Linked DNA regions of Homo sapiens: region 1 is linked to region 2. A link is an interaction called in ENCODE POLR2A ChIA-PET data of the cell type or tissue named here. Cell type or tissue: OCI-LY7. All regions are shown on one strand. Each heading gives the region's core, and the rest is flanking DNA. Links, peaks and the distances in the headings are about the cores only.

The links. Peaks named below come from ENCODE experiments on the same cell type or tissue, not always from the same donor. Only the 100,000 strongest peaks of a DNase experiment are listed, where the experiment ranks them.
Region 1: POLR2A ChIA-PET joins it to region 2 with 12 read pairs; 2 of 35 experiments call an interaction of 5 or more read pairs at or near these places.

What each region holds. Positions count from the first base shown.
Region 1 is chr13:113,507,699-113,519,727 of GRCh38, forward strand. It overlaps SLC9D1 (solute carrier family 9 member D1), which reads left to right. Exons shown (of 13, transcript NM_017905.6): 7 at 2,540-2,726. Among named protein-coding and RNA genes, the nearest start is that of SLC9D1, 23 kb to the left of the region's middle. In OCI-LY7, for the core only: no CTCF peak of the experiment used is centred there; no DNase peak of the experiment used is centred there.
Region 2 is chr13:113,429,630-113,441,658 of GRCh38, forward strand. ADPRHL1 (ADP-ribosylhydrolase like 1) reads right to left here. Exons shown (of 8, transcript NM_001394807.1): 3 at 4,113-4,238. Among named protein-coding and RNA genes, the nearest start is that of ADPRHL1, 18 kb to the right of the region's middle. RefSeq lists an enhancer at 1,124-1,704. In OCI-LY7, for the core only: no CTCF peak of the experiment used is centred there; no DNase peak of the experiment used is centred there; H3K27ac peaks cover 1,479 bases.

The DNA of each region.
Region 1 (12,029 bases), core at 3,268-8,267, 78 kb after region 2:
ATTGTTTCTCAAGTCATTGTGGTTGGGAGTTTCGTTTGCTTCTGTCTTGTATCTTCTCTGTTCTAACTACAAATACCTGTTGAGCACCTGTGGTGTTCCAGGCCCTTCAGGGGCTGCTGGGTGAGGCAGGTATAACGTACGTGTGTGCCTACCCTGCGGCTTGTATTTTGGGATTTCAGGAGAATGTGTCTTGGCGCCGGGGGTGCCAAGGGGCCCTCCCGTCAGCGCCTCCTGACCTTCAGCCCACAGGCAGCCATCTGGGGGGCTTGGTAACCCACAGATTCTGACCTGGGCGCACCTGCAGATGGGGTTTCTGATGCATGCACGGGTCCCGTGTTGAACAGGAAGCTTCTTACTCTCACCTGTGCCCCTGTGGCCTTTCCTGGTGCCGTTTCCCACTGTGGTGTCTGGACACCTTTCTCCCAGGGCCCTCCTGGCTGGAATGTGGGGTAACACAAGATAATAACGTCAGACAAGGTTCACCCTGGTAATGACCTCAGAGATAACAGAGTCTCGCCTGTTCTCTATAGAAACTAAAGCTAGAGAGATTGCTACCCACCCAGGGCGCACAGCGAGTTAGTGGCAGATCAGGCCTCAACTCCATGTGTCCCTTGAGGGTTAGGAAGACCCAGAATTAGAGCTGGCTAACACTGCTTGCAGGAGTAACCCCCACGCCCGTGGCCTCCTCAGGCTGCAGCCAGCGTGGACAGCACGGGTGCTTCCATTGCTCTTCGGCCGTGATATTCGGAAGAGGAAGGGTGTGAGACGCGCTCTGTGATAACCATCACAATTGCCAAGCATAGGAAGTAGAGAAAAGAAATTCAGAGGCAGGCTTTGTGGGACCGACCCTTCCCCTCCTTGTGGAAGGAGAGAGGGGGCCGAGCAGAGTAGAGACTTACCTGAGTCTCCGCAGCCCAGAGCTGTTAAGTGGCATCTGCTGGCCTCCTGTCACATGACATCTCAGTGTTCAGATGAAGTGAGCCCGGGCCTCATGGGGTTGGAAGGCACTGTGCTTCCCCTTTGGGGTCCGGAAGCTCCATGGTGGACAAGCAGGCCAGCTGGTCACAACTGTGGGAAGCTGGGGCGTGTCTGCTCATTTCCCTGATTCTCAAAAAAAAAGTTGTAATTTTGCAAGAAGTGTTATTTTTCACTAAGAACTAGGTGGGGAGGGAAAGGCTCACATGCTCCAAAGCACCCAAGGTACATTGGGGCTGGCGGGCTTGGTGGGTGGGTCCCCCCGGAGCTGCCTGAGTACGTTGGGACTGGCAGGCTTGGCGGGTGGGTCCCCCCTGGAGCTGCCGGTGTATGTTGGGACTGGCGGGCTTGGCGGGTGGGTCCCCTGACACTGCCTGTGTATGTTGGGGCTGGTGGGCTTGGCGGGTGGGTCCCCTGACACTGCCTGTGTATGTTGGGGCTGGTGGGCTTGGTGGGTGGGTCCCCCCTGGAGGTGCCTGAGTATGTTGGGGCTGGCGGGCTTGGCAGGTGGGTCCCCCCTGGAGCTGCCTGTGTATGTTGGGACTGGCGGGCTTGGTGGGTGGGTCCCCCTGGCGCTGCCTGTCTATGTTGGGACTGGTGGGCTTGGTGGGTGGGTCCCCCCTGGAGCTTCCTGTGTTAGGATGGCAGGCTTGGTGGGTGGGTCCCCCCTGGAGCTGCCTATGTTGGGGCTGGTGGGCTTGGTGGGTGGGTCCTCTGGAGCTGCCTGTCTATGTTGGGACTGGCGGGCTTGGTGGGTGGGTCCCCCCTGGAGCTGCCTATGTTGGGACTGGCAGGCTTCTTGGGTGGGCTCTCCCGGAGCCGCATGTGCCCGGCTGCTCCATGACGCCTATGTTTAGCCACACAGCCCCTGCACCCCTTCCTTCTAGGGCCCCCACCCCAACTTTCACTTTCTGTAGAGGGCCTGGAATTAGGGAATTGATGCTTATATTGATTGGGACCATGCAGTGAGGAGAAAAAAATATGAATGAGCACTTCACGTGGAATAGGAGGAGTTCCAGGTTAATTTCTTTGGTTGATGTATCGTATTTATGTTTATATGTCGGTAGTTTTTATTATTTTACGATTGAAGCGTGCTTTCTTCCACCTTCCCGTCTGGTTTAACACAGTGCTGAGTGCACCCCGAGGCACTATAGAGCCGCTTCGAATGCCGAGCCACAGGGCCTGGGTGCACTTCCTGGCTCCAACATTTACTGGCCACGTGACCTTGGGCGAGTCACTTAACCTGTGTGTGCCTCGGTGTTTTCATCTGAAAGTGGGGAAAATGGTCATCTTGAGCTCAGGGTGTTCTGAGGATTAGGTTCTATTCACACACATGGGGAGAGAGTGCGTGTGCGTGTATTGTGTGTGTGCAGCCCTGTGACAGTGCCTGGCACAGAGGAAGCCCTGTGTGAGGATTCACCATGTTCAGATGGTGACCCCAGCGTTGCTTCACAAAAGCTCAGCTCTGCCTCCTTTCCTGGATGCAGAAATGCGTGAAGTCTGTGTGGTGTGGTCATTGCCTGTTGTCACTAAAAAGTGTGTGACTCACTGTGTTCTCTTTAAGGTGTGGAAGATTTCCTTACAAGGGCCGTGTTACATGACACTGTTAATGATTGCATTTGGCTTGCTGTGGGGGCATCTCTTGCGGATCAAACCCACGCAGAGCGTCTTCATTTCCACGTGTCTGTCCTTGTCAAGCACACCCCTCGTGTCCAGGTTCCTCATGGGCAGTGCTCGGGGTGACAAAGAAGGTAGGTGACGGCATGTTCTGAGTGCGTGTCTAATTCATGCTCGTGTGTAGGTGACTTTTGGATTCACAGTTGAGGGCATGTGAGGAAAAATTGCAAAGTCTTATTTCCCCTCTTAGGACTTTCCTAACCATGGTGGATACCAGGGCTTACATTCTGCAAGGAAATGGTGTCCCTGTGAACTCAGCTCCTCCAAACCTCCACTTCTCCACTTGATTAAGAAAAATGCCCGTGAGGATTGATTGAGGGCCAGAGAGAAATTGGACCAAGATTTTGAAAAACCAGTCAGCACTGGAAAATGACCTGTGGAACTGGTGGATTTTAGGAAGTTGCGTATGTTTTGCTGCTTTAATTCTAGCAGGCACTGGGAATTGATACACTTTTGATACTTTCTTCCTGTGAAATCAAGGTGCTTTGGTAACTGAAGGTGTTCCCGACTCTTTGGCTTTGGCCTTAGTTTCATCGTATGTATGAAACATTGCCGCTTCTAAGTCGTGACTGTTTAGTGGAAGCCGACTTGCTCGGAGCCTAGGCAGGACCGTGTCCCTCTGCGGGGAGGACAGTGGAAGCCGACTCACTCGGAAGCCTAGGCAGGACCGTGTCCCTGTGCGGGGAGGACAGTGGAAGCCGACTTGCTCGGAGCCTAGGCAGGACCGTGTCCCTGTGCGGGGAGGACAGTGGAAGCCGACTCACTCGGAAACCTAGGCAGGACCGTGTCCCTGTGCGGGGAGGCTTGGCAGGTGGCTGTTTCTGACAGCCTGCCTACCCACTGGGTAAGCTGTCACTGTTTTGCTCTTATTTTGTAAAAGTCAGTAAAATACGGGGTCGAAATGTCACAGTCACTTCACTCTGACGTTCACCCTGCACAGAACACACAGGCATAGAAGAGAAAATACGGAAAGAGAAAACCAAAGAGGTATGTCTGACCTCTCCCATAAACCGAGAGGCTCTGTGCCGGCAACTGAGAGGCTGAGCAGAGCTGGCCATGGGCCGCCAAGCAGGGTGCTGGAGCATGTGGGACCCACATGTGCCCTCACTGTGTGACAGGCAGTTGGGAAGCATCTGTCTGTGAAAGGAGGCAGGGAAAACTTTTTAAAAATCTGCGGCTTTCTGCGGGGCCTGAGGCGCCAGTAGGACACGGATGCAGCCTCCCTGCTAGACGCTGGACGGGTGGCCCCGGCCATGGGCCTCCTCCGTGCTGGTGCCAGCATCCCTGTGGGCTGGTCCTAGGGTCAGCCCCATCGTGAGACTGGACAGGGTTGGAGGGTCGGGGGCTGAGTGAAATGAAAAAAGACCAAGTGGGGACCAGGAACGACGCATGAAAACAGCTCCTAGTTTAGTGGCCCGCACACGGGACACCCACACCTGTGAAGAAATCTGTGGCTGGAAAAGAGCTGACGGACTCAGCAGTCACAGCGTGAACTGCCCTTATGGACAGAGAAGCTTCACAAAGACTTCAAAATCAGTGCACGGTGTATATACACTCGGAGGTGTGCAGTATATATACACTCGGAGTCACGGAGGCCGGGACTGGAGAGGCAGAGGGCCGGAGTGTAGATGGAGAGGGTCAGTATATATACACTCGGAGTCGCGGGGGCCGGGACTGGAGAGGGAGAGGGTTGGAGTGTAGATGGAGAGGGTCAGTATATATATATACTTGGAGTCTCAGGGGCCGGGACTGGAGAGGGAGAGGGTTGGTGTGTAGATGGAGAGGGTCAGTATATATACACTCGGAGTCGCGGGGGCCGGGACTGGAGAGGCAGAGGGCCGGAGTGTAGATGGAGAGGGTCAGTATATATACACTCGGAGTCGCGGGGGCCGGGACTGGAGAGGGAGAGGGTTGGAGTGTAGATGGAGAGGGTCAGTATATATATACACTCGGAGTCTCAGGGGCCGGGACTGGAGAGGGAGAGGGTTGGTGTGTAGATGGAGAGGGTCAGTATATATGGACTCAGAGCCCCAGGGGCCGGAGTGTAGACGGAGAGGGTTGGAGTGTAGATGGAGAGGGTCAGTATATATAGACTCAGAGCCTCAGTGGCCGGAGTGTAGATGGAGGGGGTTGGAGCGTAGATGGAGAAGGTTGGAGTGTAGACGGAGAGGGTTGGAGAGTAGATGGAGAGGGTCAGTGTACATAGACTCGGAGCCCCAGGTGCTGGAACTGGAAGGGGGCCGGAGTGTAAACGGAGAGAGTCAGTATATATAGATTTGGAGCCCCAGGTGCTGGGACTGGAAGGGGGCTGGAGTGTAGATGGAGAGAGTCAGTATATATAGATTTGGAGCCCCAGGTGCTGGAACTGGAAGGGGGCCGGAGTGTAGACGGAGAGAGTCAGTATATATAGATTTGGAGCCCCAGGTGCTGGGACTGGAAGGGGGCCAGAGTGTAGACGGAGAGGGTCAGTATATGTGGACTCGGAGCCCCAGGTGCTGGGACTGGAAGGGGGCCAGAGTGTAGATGGAGAGGGTCAGTATATATGGACTCGGAGCCCCAGGGGCCAGAATGTAGATGGAGAGGGTCAGTATATATAGACTCAGAGCCCCAGGGGCCGAGACTGGAAAGAGGACCTGGTAGGTTTTCAGAACTCGAGACAGGAGCCCATCTCCAACACTGATGGGATAAGGGGAAATAAGTCCACCCAGGCATGTCATGTTCTGCAGCTGAGCATGAAGTAGAAGGGAACGTCTGAACACTTGGCAGAAAAGACAGGTGGTTTAAAAAGGAACAGCAAATAATTGGGCTGATAGGACACGTCTCCTCGGCAACGTCAGATGGTGGGAGATAGCGGATAGGTAACCCACACCCTGGGGAGACAAGTCATGTGTGCCCAGTGAAAGTACCATCCAAGAGTAGGGGGTAAAATGCAGGCATTTCTGATGTGCAAAGACCCCAGAGCACCGCCCACCCAGCAGTCCCCACAGGGCCCAGACCCAGGCCCTGCAGAGGCAGAGCTGGGCGTGGAAGCAGCAGGGAGACAGAGGGGGCTAGAAGGTGATACATTTAGTCAGTTATGACTGTTAGAAAAGGAGATGTTTGAGTTTGTTTTTTTAAAGGCCAGGCTAAAACTCTAGATAGTAAGAAGATAGGAGGGTTGCATGTTTGGGAGGTAGTTAGAGTCAAGGACTTGGACACTGAAAGGAAATTTACAGTTAGACATGTTAAATGTGTAATATACCCACAGCACAGTTAGAAATTGTAATTTGAAAAAAAAGCTTTGGGAATAAACTTATCAAAAGAGAGCTGTGACCTTTGAGGATAAAGTCACAAATGGAGTGAATTCATGCTCACAGAGTTCATAAAAAGACTCCATTCATAAAGATGTCACTTCTCCCCAAATTTATAAACTCATAGCTGTTCCAATAAAAAAAATCTGGCAGGAGTTTTCATGAAACTGAAGAAACTGATCCTAAAATTCAGTGGGTACCAAAAAGCTAAGAATAGGCAACATTAATTTGAGGTGAGGAGTCCCCCGCCAGCTCTCAAGACTGAGGATGTCCCGGTGGATAGCAGCACCACAGGCTGAGATGGAGCCGGGGGGTCGGGGCCCACAGCCCAGACGCTGCAGAGAAGCTGGGGAGATCGACTTACCAGGAGTGGGAATTAGCTATCCAACGTAAGAAAATGAAATTAGCTTGACTTTAGAACTACGAGAAGGAAATAGAAAATATCCTTATAACCTTAGGGTAGAATTCCTTAAAATATAAAATGCAGAATTCAAAAGAGAAAATACTGATACATATGACACATTTGACTTTGTAACCTTCTTTTTCATACTAACCTCACTATGGGGACAACTGTAACTTTTATTGAAAGGCATTTTTTTTTAATAAGCCACAGGCCAGAGGAAGACATTTCCTATAGTTATTTATTGTTTGTTTAGAGCAAAGGATTAATATTCAGAATGTATCAAGAACGTCTGTAAATCCAAACCAAAAAGTAACCTAATGGGAAAATAGGCAGAATATCTGAGCAAATAACTTACGGGAGAAGAAACCTAAATGATGAACAAAAAGGAAGACATGAGCCTCGCTAGTATTCGGGGTGCAGGCTGATGGGACTGAGATCGACGCCATCCACACAAGCCTGCTGCCAAGCTTTGTTTTAGACCGAGTCTTGCAACAGGAAGACATGAGCCTCGCTAGTATTTGGGGTGCAGGCTGATGGGACTGAGATCGACGCCATCCACACAAGCCTGCTGCCAAGCTTTGTTTTAGACCGAGTCTTGCAACAGGAAGACATGAGCCTCGCTAGTATTCGGGGTGCAGGCTGATGGGACTGAGATCGACGCCATCCACACGAGCTTGCTGCCAAGCTTTGTTTTAGACCGAGTCTTGCTGTCACCCAGGCTGGAGTGCAGTGGCTTGATCTTGGCTCACTGCAGCCCCAACCTCCTGGGCTCAAGTGATCCTCCCATCTCAGCATCCTGAGTAGCTGGGATGACAGGCGTGTGCCACCATGCCTGGCTAAGTTTTTAGTCTTTTTGTAGAGATGGAGGTCTTGCTATGTTACCCAGGCTGGTTTTGAACCCTGGCCTCGAGCAGTCCTCCTGCCTCGGCCTCCCAAAGCGTTGGGATTGCAGGCATGAGCCACCGCACCTGGCCCTGGCAGACATTTTTAACCTGATCTACCATTGGCAAGAATGTGGAGTTGCAAGATCTAAGCATTCTCCATGGGAATGTAAATTGGTTCAGCCACTTTGGAGAACAATTTTGCAATCAGAAAATTCCATTTCTATATACATATCCTAGAAAATTCTTGCAAATTATTATAATTCAAAACAGCATTATTTTTAGTAGCAAAAAATTAATCAACTGAATATTCAGTAACATGCTGGACAGTTAAGATGTATTCATACATTGGAATGCTGCAGAAGCAAATGTGAATTCTGTAGCATGGAGGGAAAGATAGAAGATGTGGAATGCAACATGTTTTATGTGTTTAAAGTCTGAACTTTACATACATGCAAACTTTTACACTAAAAGCAACAAGAAGTGTTTGAGAATGACAGATGTGGCCGGGTGGCTGTGCCAGAGATGGGGAGGCATGCCATCAGAGAGAGACGCAGGGCAGTCGGCTGCTTGTGACATTTCTTCCAGAAGCTCAGTGATGGCTCTGGTTGTTCATGACATGCTTTGTACCTTTTTTCTTGATCCAAAGTATTTTATAATAATTGTTTTTAAAAACAAGGTAAGTGGCTGGGCACGGTGGCTCACGCTGGTAATCCCAGCACTTTGGGAGGCCGAGGCGGGCGGATCACGAGGTCAGGAGATCGAGACCATCCTGGCTAACATGGTGAAACCCCGTCTCTACTAAAAATACAAAAAATTAGCCGGGCATGGTGGCGGGCGCCTGTAGTCCCAGCCACTCAAGAGGCTGAGGCAGAAGAATGGCGTGAACCCGGGAGACAGAGTTTGCAGTGAGCCGAGATCGTGCCACTGCACTCCAGCCTGGTTGACAGAGCGAGACTCCGTCCCAAAAAAAAAAAAAAAAAAAAAAAAGAAATGCAGCTGACTTGTGTGTGTTTATTTTGTGCCCTGCAACTTTGTGAACTGGTTTATTGTAATAGATTTTTGTGTGTGGAATCTTTAGGATTTTCTACATATGAGATAATCTCATCTGCTTACAGGATCATTAAATTCATTCTTCCCAATTTGGACACCAGCCTTGTGTCTTAGAGATGCACATTGAAAGGTATGGTTAAGAGGATGACTGGGGTTTCCCTTAGGAGGGTAGAGTGGAGGTTAGTGTATGAAACAAGGTTAGTCTGCCTGATCATGGAAACTGGATTATTTGTTCCTTGAGATGCACTGTATTTTTCTTTCTACTTTTGCATATGCTTGAAATTTTATTAGAAATTCCTATATATGTCCAGGCATGGTGGCTCATGCCTGTAATCCCAGCACTTTGGGAGGCCAAGGCAGGTGGATCACATCAGGTCAGGAGTTCAAGACCGTCCTGGCCAACATGGCAAAACCTCATCTCTACTGAAAATATAAAAATTAGCCGGGCATGGTGGCACACGCCTGTAATCCCCAGCTACTCGGGAGGCTGAGGCACAAGAATTGCTTGAACCCTGGAGGCGGAGCTTCCAGTGAGCTGAGTTCACACCACTGCACTCCAGCCTGGGCCACAGAGTGAGACTCCATCTCAAAAAAAAAAAAAAGAAAAGAAAAGAAAAGAAATTTGTATATAGCCCAAACTTAAGACTGTCTCACCAGAGCTTAAAGGTGTTAGCTCTGGCCACAGCAGCGGCCTCAGTCACTCTTCTTACATGGATTTTGATGCAAATTCTGCTCCTTTTCTATTTCTCAAGATTTCTAGCCCCTTCGAGGGGCCCAACCCTCGAAGGAGTCCAGTAAATGTGTAACTCCACTCTGCCTTGCCTGTGCTGAAAACACATAGAAAGAGGAACAGAGGAGGCAGGCACCTGGAGGTCAGAATGGCAGCTGGATTGTGAAGAAGGTGTGGTTTGCATGCCTGGCAGTGATGAGCTTCTTAGGCTTCATTCTTAACCTCGGAGCAAGACTCATTGTCCAGCCACAAGCAGCGTTGGCCTCCAGAGGCCTCCGTGGGCAGGGCCTGCCCTGTGAAACTCAGGTCTGCAAGAGAACCTTGAGACCAGGTGCCGTGGGCTGGCTGGTTCACAAAGGAAGACGGGCTCTATCCATTTCCAGGAAGAGCGCCCTTGTCTCCCTGGGAGTAATGTATGTGGGACCAGGCAAGAGGCCAGGAGTGGTGAGGAAACATTCCCTTCTTGTGAAAATGCAAGCGAGGGGAAAGGAGGTTTCCCCCACAATGTGCTAGAATATTCATGCAGCCTTTGTTGTTGTTGTTGAGGAGGAGTCTCGCTCTGTCGCCCAGGCTGGAGTGCAACGGCACAATTTCAGCTCACTGCAAGTTCCACCTCCCGGGTTCACGCCATTCTCCTGCCTCAGCCTCCCGAGTAGCTGGGACTACAGGCGCCCGCCACCACGCCCGGCTAATTCTATTTTTAGTAGAGACGGGGTTTCACCGTGTTAGCCAGGATGGTCTCGATCTCCTGACCTCGTGATCCGCCCGCCTTGGCCTCCCAAAGTGCTGGGATTACATGCAGCCATTTTTGTATTAGTGAATAAATGGAATTCCTGAACGTCCACCAAGAGATGAATGGATAAACTGTGGTCTGTTCTACAACAGTTTTAAAAATGAATCAGAGCTTTGTGCATCAACATGGATAATTTGCAGATATAGTGGTGGTCAAAAACGGCAAGTCGCAGAAATGTTGATTCTGTGAAGTTTAATATTACAAAATAATAAACTCAGTGTTGCCTCCAGATCTATAGGTGTTAACATTAAGTAGAAATGCATTCAAGGGGATGATGAACTTTCAGAATAAGGTCAAGTGGGGACTGTGGGTGGAGGGAAGAGGGGCCCCACAGCACGGGGTTTACAGACCTCCTTGTGGGGAGTGTGGGTGGAGGGAAGAGGGGCCCCACAGCAAGGGGTTTACAGAGCTCCTTGGCGGCACCCTTAGGACTTTATTTCTTTAAAAATCTGAAGCAAATATGTTACAGGTTTAAAATTTAGCAAATTCCTTAGTGGGTATGTGAGCATTTGATATACTCCTTGTTCTCTGTATATTTAAACTGTTTAATAAAAGGAATGGAAAACAGGAAGAAATCAAAATGCTTATAGTAGTGATAAGCACAAAAAGGTAGTGCAGATTTCAGAAAGATGACAATAGTGAAAGTGTTGAGAAATTAGAGAAATTGTAATATTTCAGTGTGGTAATATTTTCATCTTGTCTGGTTGCACTGCTGAAGTTTTGTGCCCGTCACTACTCCGAGCACTTGTCTTCCTCCTGCAGCCCCGTGAAGTCCCTCGTGAGCAGTGTTTCCTGCGCAGGCCCTGTGGGTGTGGACTCGGGGTCCTGCATCAGGGACCTTGGTGAAGACCTGGTCTCTGCTCTGTGGTGCCCATGGCCTAGCGGGCAACAGTTGAGTGTCTGTTGATTTCAGCCAGTTCACTATGATCGGTGCAAAGGAAGAGAACAAAATATTTAAAACATTTACAAAATGCTGGCAGTAATATCATCAAAGGCTATCTCTAAAAAGTGAGATGTAGTGAGAGATTTTGTTTCTTTTAAATAGAAGGGGCGCAGGTGTGAACGTGTTATCTGCGGAAGATGTGGGGTGGCCGTGGCTCCTTTGCATCCCACAGACTCATCTCGCAGCCTCCCTCCCGTCTTGCGAAGGCTGCGAGATGAAGAGAGATGCGGTGACCACAAGCCCATGCGAGCCTTAGGGTGAAAATCGCTGATCTGTGAAGCCTCCGCATGGACAATATTAGTTGGGAGGCAATTTTATCATCTCCTGAATCGTGTAACCCTAAAAGGCACAAAGCTGTAGCCACAACAGCTTAACGTCATCGTCTGTTCAGACTGTTTTAAAATTCTAAGCCAAGATATTTTGTTCACCAAAAATTTAATTTTGTACAATAAGTCAATCAAGCCTTCTAAAACAATTACCTGAATCTCTATCCAGAAAGAGATTTTTGCTGGCATCAAGGGGTTTTGTGTGGTTCTGCTGTTTTTTTAAAATAAGCCTTTTCTATCAGATTGGTCTTTTAAAATCTGTTGATAACAGTAGCTTTTTTTTTTTTTTTTGAGACGGAGTCTCGCTCTTGTCCCCCAGGCTGGAGTGCAGTGGCGTGATCTCAGCTCACTGTAACCTCCGCCTCCTGGGTTCAAGTGATTCTCCTGCCTCAGCCTCCCAAGTAGCTGGGACTGCAGGTGCCCGCCACCATGCCCAGCTAATTTTTTGTATTTTTTAGAACAGATGGGGTTTCACCATGTTGGTCAGGCTGGTCTCGAACTCCTGACCTCAGGTGATCTACCCACCTCAGCCTCCCAAAGTGCTGGGATTACAGGCGTGAGCCACCGCGCCCAGCCGCTTTTTTTTTTTTTTTGTAAGAAAAAGTACCTTGTTCGGGGTGGGGTTGGGGGAATGACAATTTAATTTTTAGAAGCATATTTACAGAGTTCATAGCTGGAACTGTACATTGAAAATTGAGACCTTTGGAGGCTTGTGCAAGTTACTGAATTTGTGAAGAAGGTCTCATTTTCCTTTCTTCTTTCCAGAGTTGTTCCTTAGTCTCTTCAGCTAGTCATGGCTACTACTGTTCTGCCCTCGTGAGCCGGTGTTTGTCTGCCGGGCCCGCCTTGGTCACACAGTGAAGGCTCATTCCGTGTGGTGGCTTGGGTGCGTCTGCACCATTTGGACACCAAGTCTGTGTTGGTCACACAGTGAAGGCTCATTCCGTGTGGTGGCTTG
Region 2 (12,029 bases), core at 3,152-8,151:
CCGTGGCCGGGGATTATCAGTTAACGAGCCTGTGCAGGAAGAAGGCTGAGGTGGGGGCTCTCCTGACTTGAGAGCGACCCCGCAGAGCTCTGGGTCCGTTGTGCACACTCAGGCGTTTCCTGTGCGGGGCCGACTCACTCGCCCTGCTGGTGCTTGGGGCTTTTCTTGCCTAACTTCTGGGCGTGCATTAGCAGCCAGCAAGCTCATCAGCACAGACAAGCTCAGAGCTCATCTTATAGGCACTGCCTCCCTTATTTTCTTTGGTATGTCAAATTTTACAACTGTTTACTGAAAAATAAATGCATGCGAGTATATATGTATTTAATAAAACACGGTTAAGGAAGAAGTCCGGGAGGCCTGTCCTGGTCCATCTTCCAGGGCAGTGGGGAAAGATGGAGCCAGCGGCTTCTGGGGTACTGAGCTCACCCCGCAGTCCACACAGCCAGCCCTGCACCTCACGGAGCAGGTGGCACTGGGTGCGCAGCTCTCAGGGAACATGGCCACGTCTGGCCCCACTAGGCTCCCATCCACCATTGCAGTGGCCTCATTCCGCTAGTGTGCAAGCCATCAGAGAGGAGCTCGGAAGAGACTGATCTGAATTACGATGATCCTGGCCATAATGAGGCTAACAATGCCCAGGGCTGGCAGGACAGTCCTGGAAATCCCGTGGTCACCGTCTGGGTGGAGACAGCCCTGGAGGGGCTGCCTCTTCCAAAGACATGAGCTCTCTCCTCTCACTGCTAGCCATCGTGGGGACTGCAGCCGCTGCGGGTCAGTAGTGGCAGGAGGCGAAGTGATGGCCATGGTACTCATGATGTAGTTTCAGAGATGCAGTCGTGTGGGAGGACTAGTGACGGCCGTGGTGACAGTACCAGTAGCAGCAGCAACAATGGTGGTGGTACTCGTGACGGTCAGGGTGGGAACAGTGTGGTGCCAGTGACTGCAGCAGTGGTTGTCGTACTAGTGACGGTATCATGTGGAGGAACTGGTGATATCAGTGGTGACAGGACCAGTAGCAGCAGCCATAGTGGTGATGGCTGTACTGGTGACAAAAGCGGAGCAGTGATAAAAGGCGGGGGTGGCACTAGTGGCGGGGGTGGCAGTGGCACCAGTGGCGGGGGTGGCAGTGGCACTAGTGGTGGCGGTGACAGTGTTGCTAGCGACAGCAGCAGTAGGGATGGTGTGGTGCTGCCGATGGGAGCAGCTGTGGTGGTGGCAGTAGTTACAGTGCGAGTGGCCATGCAGGGGAGCAGTGACCCCCGTTGCCGAGCCCTTGCCCCACTGGGCACTGCTCCCAGGGTGTCATCTGCCACTCAGTCCTCACGAGAGCCTGTGAAGGGCATGGTGATCACCCCTCTTGTGGATGGGGCATGTGGGGCTGAGAGGTTGTGTTGCTGTTTTGGAGCCATGTTAGCTTCAGAAGGTTCTGCTGTGGACCCTGTGGGTGTGTCTGAGGCCCACAGCCACCTAGGAGAGGGGCGAGCCTGCTGTCACGGCGCCATTGGCCAGAGGCAGGCTCTGCGGTGGGTGCCGCGTGCGTTCTGACATCCCACTTCTCTGTACACCGGGGCTGTGACACTGCCCTGCCGGGGCTGTCGTGGGGAAAAGATGACCCTAAGCCCAGGCTGGGCCCACGGTGAACGGCCACTCAACACGGCCGCTACATGGAGCATGGTTGCCCGTGACACGCCATGCGGAGACAGGCCGCAGAGACAGGCTGCAGAGACGCTTTCCAGCGGCTGTTGGGCCACTCTTGAAGGCACTCATCAGGGCCTCCCTTGGCCCGGCGGGAGGGCTGCAGCAGCGGCAAGAGTCTATGAATGGTTCTCAAGCCCAGGGCTCTGGGCCGGTCCTGACCCTGCCTACGGCTCTGCCCCCGCGCAGGGTGGCTGCAGCTCTGGACTCATGGGAGCACGCGATGCAGGCTGTAACACAAACTGTGGCTCTTACTGCCAGAGGTGGTTTGAAAATGGAAAAGGGAGTAGAGTTAAAAAGCACTTTGAAGTGTCAATTTCATAAAATCAAACCCTTAAAACATTTTTGGTCATTATCATAGAATATATAAATTATTCATCTATTAAACATGTGAAATAATTTTTTTTTTGAGATGGAGTCTGACTCTGTCGCCCAGGCTGGAGTGCAGTGGTGTGATCTCAGCTCACTGCAACCTCCACCTCCCGGGTTCAAGCGATTCTCCTGCCTCAGCCTCCTGAGTAGCTGGGATTACAGGCATGCACCACCGTGCCCAGCTAATTTTTGTATTTTTTAGTAGAGACGAGGTTTCACCATGGGGGCCAGGCTGGTCTTGAACTCCTGACCTCAGGTGATCCGCCTGCCTTGGCACCCCCAAAGTGCTGGGATTACAGGCGTGAGCCACCGCGCCTGGCCGTGAAATAATTTTTAAAATATGAGTAGGAAATATATTAGCAAATGTTTTAGAAATTTAAATTATTAACACAGATTCTTGTGCTCATTACATTGTTTTCAAATGTCCAGCTTTTTTTTTGTTTTTGAGATAGGGCCTCGCCCTGTCGCCCAGGCTGCAGTGCAATGGCGCAAACACAGCTCACTGCAGCCCCAACATCCTGGGTTCAGGCGATCCTCCTACATCAGTAGCTGGAAACACAGGTGCGTGCCGTCATGCCTGGCTAATTTTTAATTTTTTTGTAGAGATGGAGTCTCCCCGTGTTGCCCAGGCTGGTCTCGTACTCCTGGGCTCAAGTGATCCTCCTGCCTCTGCCTCCCAAAGTGCTGGGATCACAGGTGTGAGCCGCTGCACCTGCACCTGGCAAATGCCCAACATTTTCGGGTCTGAAGGTTTTAATTTTTAATTTGCGCCCAGTTGCAGCACTCAGCTAGCAGGAGTCCAGCACTGCTCCCTTCTCAGCATCTGACTCTGGCCCACCAGTTGGGTCACGTGCCTTCCCTCTTTCATTTTAACGAGTTAGCAAAGTTGCCTGTGAGTCCACTGCTTAGGCCATCTGTCCCCAGGGTAGTAAAGGCACGCACCTGCTTTGCTGCAGACTCAGTGGGGGTGGGACGGCCAGGCCGGCAGAGCTGCGTGTTGATCGAAGGCCGGTTGCTCACCGCTGTTCTCACGGAGGGGTGGGCAGCTCTGCCCTCCTTGTTGGGATGCCAGTCACAGCAGATACCAAAAGGTAATCTTGAACGAGGCTAGCGTGGCTGTTGGATGTGCGTGGGACTGGGCGGTGCCAGGACTAAGGGCCAACTGCAGGTCAGGAGTTTTGAGTCCTTTTTGCTTTTTTTAAATGGAAGCCAACCGAGCCGCCTCCTCATTACCTTTCAAAGTCAGGCCTAGAGTCAGGCGCTACCGCAGCCACCCCAGCCTGGCCTCTCAGAGGCCTGCCCTCCACAGGACGGGCTGCGGACGGGGACAAATCCCAGTGAGCAGCTGGCCAGCTGGCACAGACCACAAGGACGGAAGTGCCGTGTTAAGGGGGCGACATGATCCAACCCGCTTCACCCTCACACAGCCCGATTTGGGGGTGTGATTCACATGTGGCAGTCGCCCCGTTACAGGTTAGAAACCTGTGGCCCGTGGGGTGGAGCCGCTCCCGTGGTTCCCGTGGTCTCCTTGGCTCCCTTGGCCGGCGGGTGGTGGGGCCAACCCAGGGCACAGCAGGAAAATGCAGGAAGTATTGTACAAACCCTTGTCCCCAGGGTCCCCCCGATCCCACCTGCACCCAGGCACTGGTGCGTTTCTTTGTCTTTTGTTCTGACACAAATGATACCAAAACCACTGAATTCTTCCCTTGCACAGTTTCTTCAACATCACCGTGCTTATCGCTAATCCTGCTTTTGGGCTGAAAACAGGCCTTAAGCAAAGCAGATTAAAAAATAAGCCAACTCCCCCAACAAATAAAAAAATCGATGTGAACCCACAAGATTTCCAGCCCAGTGTCCCGGGCAGGGCGCCCTCACAGCAGGCAGCCGGCAGGTGCAGGGTCAGCTTCTGTCTCCTTTAAGCAGACGTGCAGATGGCGGCAGCTCCAGGCCCCCGCCCCCCACCCCACACTTAACCTGTGAGGTGGTTGTGGGTCATCCGGCCGCACTCCACGCTGACCTCCCTCCCACCCCCCGCCCACACTTACCTGTGGGATGGTTGTGGGTCATCCGGCCGCACTCCACGCTGACCTCGATGAGGGTCTCCAGCCGCTCAGGCTTCCAGTACCGCAGGCCGATGCACATGGCCTTGGTGGCCGCTCCAAACCCTGAGCCTGTGTGGAGAAGGAAGAGCTAGTTTAGACTTCTGCTCCAATAATTCCACCCCTGACAATCTAGCTTTCATGAATAATTTTAAAAGTAGAAAAATTTGTGTAATAACATGTTATCAGAGTGTGGTTTAAATGAGCGAGCCATGGGCAGGCCACTCAAGTCCTGCAGCAGAAAGGAGATGGGGCAAATTCGGTTGCATCCAAGTGTCGGGTGTTAGTCACTAAAAACAGAACGTTTGATGGCCTGGAGATATGCTCGTGATTTGCAGCATGCTTTCAACGAGATGTTTTCCCTGTAAAAACAGCTTCATTGAGTTATAACTACATACAACAAACTAGGCATAATGAAACATGCACGACCCTAAGATTTTTATACTGGTGTACCGCGGGACCCAGCACCCAGGCGCAGGGTGAACATAGGTGTACCCCGGGACCCAGCATCCACACGTAGAGTGAACATAGGTGTACCCCGTGACCCAGCATCCAGGTGCAGGATGAACATAGGTGTACCCTGGGACCCAGCACCCAGGCGTAGAGTGAACATAGGTGTACCCTGGGACCCAGCACCCAGGCGTAGAGTGAACATAGGTGTACCCTGTGACCCAGCACCCACACGTAGAGTGAACATAGGTGTACCCCGGGACCCAGCATCCACATGTAGAGTGAACACAGGTGTACCCCGGGACCCGGCACCCAGGTGTAGAGTGAACACAGGTGTACCCCGGGACCCGGCACCCAGGTGTAGAGTGAACATAGGTGTACCCTGGGACCCAGCACCCACATGTAGAGTGAACACAGGTGTACCCCGGGACCCGGCACCCAGGTGTAGAGTGAACATAGGTGTACCCCGGGACCCGGCACCCAGGCGTAGAGTGAACATAGGTGTACCCTGGGACCCAGCACCCAGGCGTAGAGTGAACATAGGTGTACCCCAGGACCCGGCACCCATGCATAGAGTGAACATAGGTGTACCCCGGGACCCGGCACCCAGGTGTAGAGTGAACATAGGTGTACCCCGGGACCCAGCACCCAGGTGTAGAGTGAACATAGGTGTACCCCGGGACCCGGCACCCAGGTGTAGAGTGAACACAGGTGTACCCCGGGACCCGGCACCCAGGTGTAGAGTGAACATAGGTGTACCCCGGGACCCGGCACCCAGGTGTAGAGTGAACATAGGTGTACCCCAGGACCCGGCACCCAGGTGTAGAGTGAACATAGGTGTACCCTGGGACCCAGCACCCAGGTGTAGAGTGAACATAGGTGTACCCCAGGACCCGGCACCCACGCATAGAGTGAACATAGGTGTACCCTGTGACCCAGCACCGAGGCGTAGAGTGAACATAGGTGTACCCCGGGACCCAGCACCCAGGTGTAGAGTGAACACAGGTGTACCCCGGGACCCGGCACCCACGCATAGAGTGAACATAGGTGTACCCTGTGACCCAGCACCCAGGCGTAGAGTGAATATAGGTGTAGCCCGTGACCCAGCACCCAGGCGTAGAGTGAACATAGGTGTACCCCAGGACCTGGCACCCAGGTGTAGAGTGAACACAGGTGTACCCCGGGACCCAGCACCCAGGTGTAGAGTGAACATAGGTGTACCCCGGGACCCGGCACCCAGGTGTAGAGTGAACACAGGTGTACCCCGGGACCCAGCACCCAGGTGTAGGGTGAACATAGGTGTACCCCGGGACCCAGCACCCAGGTGTAGAGTGAACACAGGTGTACCCCGGGACCCAGCACCCAGGTGTAGAGTGAACACAGGTGTACCCCGGGACCCGGCACCCAGGTGTAGAGTGAACACAGGTGTACCCCGGGACCCGGCACCCAGGTGTAGAGTGAACACAGGTGTACCCCGGGACCCGGCACCCAGGTGTAGAGTGAACATAGGTGTACCCCGGGACCCGGCACCCAGGTGTAGAGTGAACACAGGTGTACCCCGGGACCCGGCACCCAGGTGTAGAGTGAACATAGGTGTACCCCGGGACCCGGCACCCAGGTGTAGAGTGAACACAGGTGTACCCCGGGACCCAGCACCCAGGTGTAGGGTGAACATAGGTGTACCCCGGGACCTGGCACCCAGGTGCAGGGTGAATACAGGTGTACCCCGGGACCCAGCACCCACATGTAGAGTGAACATAGGTGTACCCCGGGACCCAGCACCCAGGCACAGAGTGAACATAGGTGTACCCTGGGACCCAGCACCCAGGTGTAGAGTGAACATAGGTGTACCCCGGGACCCAGCATCCACACGTAGAGTGAACACAGGTGTACCCCGGGACCCGGCACCCAGGCGCAGGGTGAACATAGGTGTACCCCGGGACCCAGCATCCACACGTAGAGTGAACACAGGTGTACCCCGGGACCCGGCACCCAGGTGTAGAGTGAACATAGGTGTACCCCAGGACCCGGCACCCACGCATAGAGTGAACGTAGGTGTACCCTGTGACCCAGCACCCACACGTAGAGTGAACACAGGTGTACCCCGGGACCCAGCACCCAGGTGTAGGGTGAACATAGGTGTACCCCGGGACCCAGCACCCAGGTGTAGGGTGAACATAGGTGTACCCCGGGACCCGGCACCCAGGTGCAGGGTGAACATAGGTGTACCCCGGGACCCGGCACCCAGGTGTAGAGTGAACACAGGTGTACCCCGGGACCCGGCACCCAGGCGCAGGGTGAACATAGGTGTACCCCGGGACCCGGCACCCAGGTGTAGAGTGAACATAGGTGTACCCCGGGACCCGGCACCCAGGTGCAGGGTGAACATAGGTGTACCCCGGGACCCGGCACCCAGGTGTAGAGTGAACACAGGTGTACCCCGGGACCCAGCACCCAGGTGTAGGGTGAACATAGGTGTACCCCGGGACCCGGCACCCAGGTGCAGGGTGAACATAGGTGTACCCCGGGACCCGGCACCCAGGTGTAGAGTGAACACAGGTGTACCCCGGGACCCGGCACCCAGGCGCAGGGTGAACATAGGTGTACCCCGGGACCCGGCACCCAGGTGTAGAGTGAACATAGGTGTACCCTGTGACCCAGCACCCACACGTAGAGTGAACATAGGTGTACCCCGGGACCCAGCACCCAGGTGTAGAGTGAACATAGGTATACCCCGGGACCCAGCACCCAGGTGTAGAGTGAGCATAGGTGTACCCTGGGACTCGGCACCCAGGCGCAGGGTGAACATAGGTGTACCCCGGGACCCAGCACCCACACGTAGAGTGAACATAGGTGTACCCCGGGACCCAGCACCCACACGTAGAGTGAACACAGGTGTACCCCGGGACCCAGCACCCACACGTAGAGTGAACATAGGTGTACCCCGGGACCCAGCACCCACACGTAGAGTGAACACAGGTGTACCCCGGGACCCGGCACCCACACATAGAGTGAACATAGGTGTACCCCGGGACCCAGCACCCAGGCGCAGGGTGAACACAGGTGTACCCCATGACCCAGCACCCAGGTGTAGAGTGAACATAGGTGTACCCCAGGACCCAGCACCCAGGCGCAGGGTGAACACAGGTGTACCCCGGGACCCAGCACCCAGGTGCAGAGTGAATGCCTCTGTTGACCCTGAAGCCGCCGGTGCCCTCTGCAATCCGTCCTCCTGCCTCTCCCAAGCCCCACTGCTGCGACCGTGCGTGTTACTCGGCGTGTTCCAGGCCCTGTGTAAACAGAATCACGGAGAACGTGCCGTGCTTTCCGCCTGGCTTTTGTCACTCCTTATAACTGCTCTGAGAAGCGCCCACGTTGTTGGGGATCAATAGTGATTCCTTTTTATGGCTGAATAGCTCCCTCTTGCATTGATCTGCCATGGCTGCTCTATCTGCAGACCTGCAGTTTGGGCTGTGTCCAGTCTGGGGCTCTGAGCATGAGGCACCAGATCCTGGTGTGGACAGAGGCTCTCTTCTCTTGGGCGAATGCTGGGGCAGAGCCTCCAGATCACGTGGTGATGAATGTTTAACTTTTTTGTTTGTTTGAGATGGAGTCTTGCTCTGTGGCCCAGGCTGGAGTGCAGCAGCCTAATCTTAGCTCAGTGCACCTCCGCCTGCCAGGTTCAAGCAGTTCTCCTGCCTCAGCCTCCTGAGTAGCTGGGATTACAGGCACACACCACCATGCCTGGCTAGTTTTTGTATTTTTAGCAGAGATGAGGTTTCACCTTGTTGGCCAGGCTGGTCTTGAACTCCTGACCTCAGGTGATCAGCCTGCCTTGGCCTCCCAAAGTGCTGGGATTACAGACATGAGCCACCACGCCTGGCAGAATGTTTAACTTTTAAAGAAACTGCCAAATGGGTTTCCAGAGTCAGAGTGGTAGAACCATTTGATGTCCCTCCAGTAGATCTTCCACAGCCCTGACAGCACTTGCTACATTTTTAAAAATTTTAGCCATTCTGTTAGTTATGTAATGGTATCTCATTGTGGTTTTATTTGCATTTTTCTAATGACGGAAGATGGTGAGCATGATTTTGTGCTTATTGTCCACCCATATATCTTCTTTGGAGAAGTTTTGCCCATGTTTTATTCTTTTAAAAAAATTTTATAGTTGGGCATGGTGGCTTATGCCTGTAATCCCAGCACTTTGGGAGGCCAAGGCAGGCAGATCACCTGAGGTCAGGAGTTCGAGACCAGCCTGGCCAACATAGTGAAACCCCTGTCTCTACTAAAAATACAAAAATTAAGTGGCATGGTGGCACGCACCTGTAGTCCCAGCTACTCTGGAGGCTGAGGCAGGCGAATTGCTTGAACCCAGGAGGTAGAGGTTGCAGTGAGCCGAGATTGTGCCACTGGGTGACAGAGCGAGACTCCATCTCAAAAAAAAAATTTCTTTTTTATAATAGAGATGGCATCTCAGTATGTTGCTCAGGCTGGGCTGGAACTCCTGGGTCCAAGTGATCCTCCTGGCTCAGTCTTCCAACGTGCTGGGATTATAGGTGTGAGCCACCACACCTGGCCCTCTTGTCCATTTTTGTATGGGGTTGCTTGCTTTCTTCTTCTTAAGTTGGAAGAGTTCTTTATGCATTTTGGACTCAAGTCCTTATCAGATATCTGCTTTGCAAATATTTTCTCCCAGCTTTGACTTGCCTTTTCATTCATTAAATAGAGTTTCCTGGAGAGCAGAAAAATGAATTTGGGAAGTATTCCTCTTCTTCAATCTTTTGGAAGAGTTATGTACAATTTATATTATTTATTCCTCAAACATTTGGTAAATACCCTGTGAAGCCATCAGGGACTGAAATTCTCTTTCCTTTTTTTTTTCTTTTTTTGAGACGGAGTCTCACTCTGACTCTGTTGCCCAGGCTGGAGTGCAATGGCACAATCTCAGCTCACTGCAACCTCCGCCTCCCGGGTTCAAGTGATTCTTGTGCCTCAGCCTCCTGAATAGCTGGGACTACAGGTGTGCACCACCACGCCCAGCTAATTTTTGTATTTTTAGTAGAGGAGAGGGCTCACCATTTTGGCCAGGCTGGTCTCGAACTCCTGACCTCAGGTGATCTGCCGGCCTTGGCCTCCCAAAGTACTGGGATCACGGGTGTGAGCCACCGTGCCCAGCCTGGGCCTACAGTTTTCTTTGTATTTTTTTTTTTTTTTTTTTCCTGAGACGGCGTCTTGCTCTGTCGCCAGGCTGGAGTGCAGTGATGTGATCTCGGCTCACTGCAACATCCACCTCCTGGGTTCAAGCAATTCTCCTGCTTCGGCCTCCTGAGTAGCTTGGATTATAGGTGCCCACCACCATGTCTGGCTAATTTTTGTATTTTTAGTAGAGACAGGGTTTTGCCATGTTGGCCAGCCTGGTCTCGAACACCTGACCTCAGGTGATCTACCCGCCTTGGCCTCCTAAAGTGCTGGGATTACAGGTGTGAGCCACCATGACTGGCCTTGTAATTTCTTCCATAAGATGTAATACTATTTAGATGACCTTTCTCCTCTTGAGTGACCTTCGGTAGTTTATGTCTTTCAAAAACATTTGTCCTTTTAATCTAAGTTGTTAAATGTATTGGCATAAAATTGTGAATAATATTCCCTTATTTTCCTCTTAATTTCCGTAGACTCTGGTGATTTTACTCCTCTCGTTCATAGTGATGATTTGTCTTTCTCTTTTTTCCACATCAGTCTAGCTAGAGGATTCTCAATTGTTTTGATCTCCTGAAAGAACCAGCTTTTGGTTTTATTAATTTGCTCTACTCTTTTTCTGTTTTCAATCATTGATTTTCATGCTGATCTTCACTATTTTCTTTCTTCTGCTTTCTTTTGGCTTAGTTTGCTATGAGTTTTCTGGTTTTAAAACGTGAAAATGAAAGCCAATGGCTGGAGACCTTCATGTTGAAATCACTGCCTATAACTGTGGGTTTCTCTAGTTCGCTTTGCAGCATTGTCAGTTTTTGCTTCATATATTCTGAAGATCTGTTATTAGGTACAGAGACATCTAGGTTTGTTATGTCCCCCTGATGAACTGATCCATTTACTAGGATGAAATTACCTTCCTTATTCTTGGGAATATTCTTTGCTCCAAAATTTTACTGTATGTGTTACTAATATAGTAACTCCAGCTTTCTTTTGATTAGTGTTAGTGTGGTATATTTTTCCATCTTTTTTTTTTTTTTTGAGATGGAGTCTCACTCTGTGGCCTAGGCTGGAGTGCAGTGGCACGATCTCAGCTCACTGCAACCTCCGCCTCCTGGGTTCAAGCAATTCTCCTGCCTCAGCCTCCCAAGTAGCTGGGATTACAGGGGCATACCACCACACCCAGCAATTTTTGTATTTTTAGTAGAGACAGGGTTTCACTATGTTGGCCAGGCTGGTCTCGAACTCCTGACCTCAGATGATCCACCCGCCTTGGCCTCCCAAAGTTCTGGGATCACAGGTGTGAGCCACTGCACCTGGTCTATTTTTCTTTTTTAGAAGCTTTAATCTATTTACGTCTTTATATTTAAAGTGTTACTGAAGTGCAACAGGAGATTTTTGGTTGTTTGTTTGTTTGCTTGTTTTTAGTGTATTCCTTGGCTAGGCACAGTGGCTTATGCCTGTAATCCCAGCATTTTGGGAGGCCAAGGTGGGCGGATCACTTGAGGCCAGGAGTTTGAGGCCAGCCTGGCCAACATGGCAAAACCTTGTCACTACTAAAAATTCAAAAATTAGCCAGGTGTGGTGGTGGGCGCCCGTAGTCCCAGCTACTTGGGAGGTGGAGGCAGGAGAATCAGCTGAACCCGGGAAGTAGAGGTTGCAGTGAGCCAAAATTGCGCCACTGCACTCCAATCTGGGCGACAGAGCAAGACTCCATCTCAAAATTAAAAAGTTGTTTCTTATAAGCAGCACATAGTTGGGGGCTGGGACCTGCTTCTTTATCTAATGTGACAACTTCTGACTGTTATTGGGGGTCTTCACACCATTCGCATTTGGCGTCATTATTATTATCTTGTTTGTTTTCTACCTGTACTGTCTAGTATTTGTCCCTCCTTCCCCCTTTTCTGCCTTTTTTGGGTTGAATGTTTCTCAAGGGATTCAATTTTAACTCTTTTGCTGGGGCTTACTATTGCTAACTCTTCTGTGATTTCAGCGGTGGCTTTTGGGTTCATGGTGTCCGTCTGCAGCTCGTTACAGCTGTGGGATGACACTGTGGCATACACGGTGTGGGAACCTCACCGTCATCGGCTTCCATCTCTCCCCTGCTAGCCTTCGTGCTATTGTTGTTGTACATTCTACTTATATTTTATAAACCATACCGTTCATTATTATTTTTAAGTCAATTATCTTTTAAAGATATTTAAATAACATGTTTTAAAATCTTAC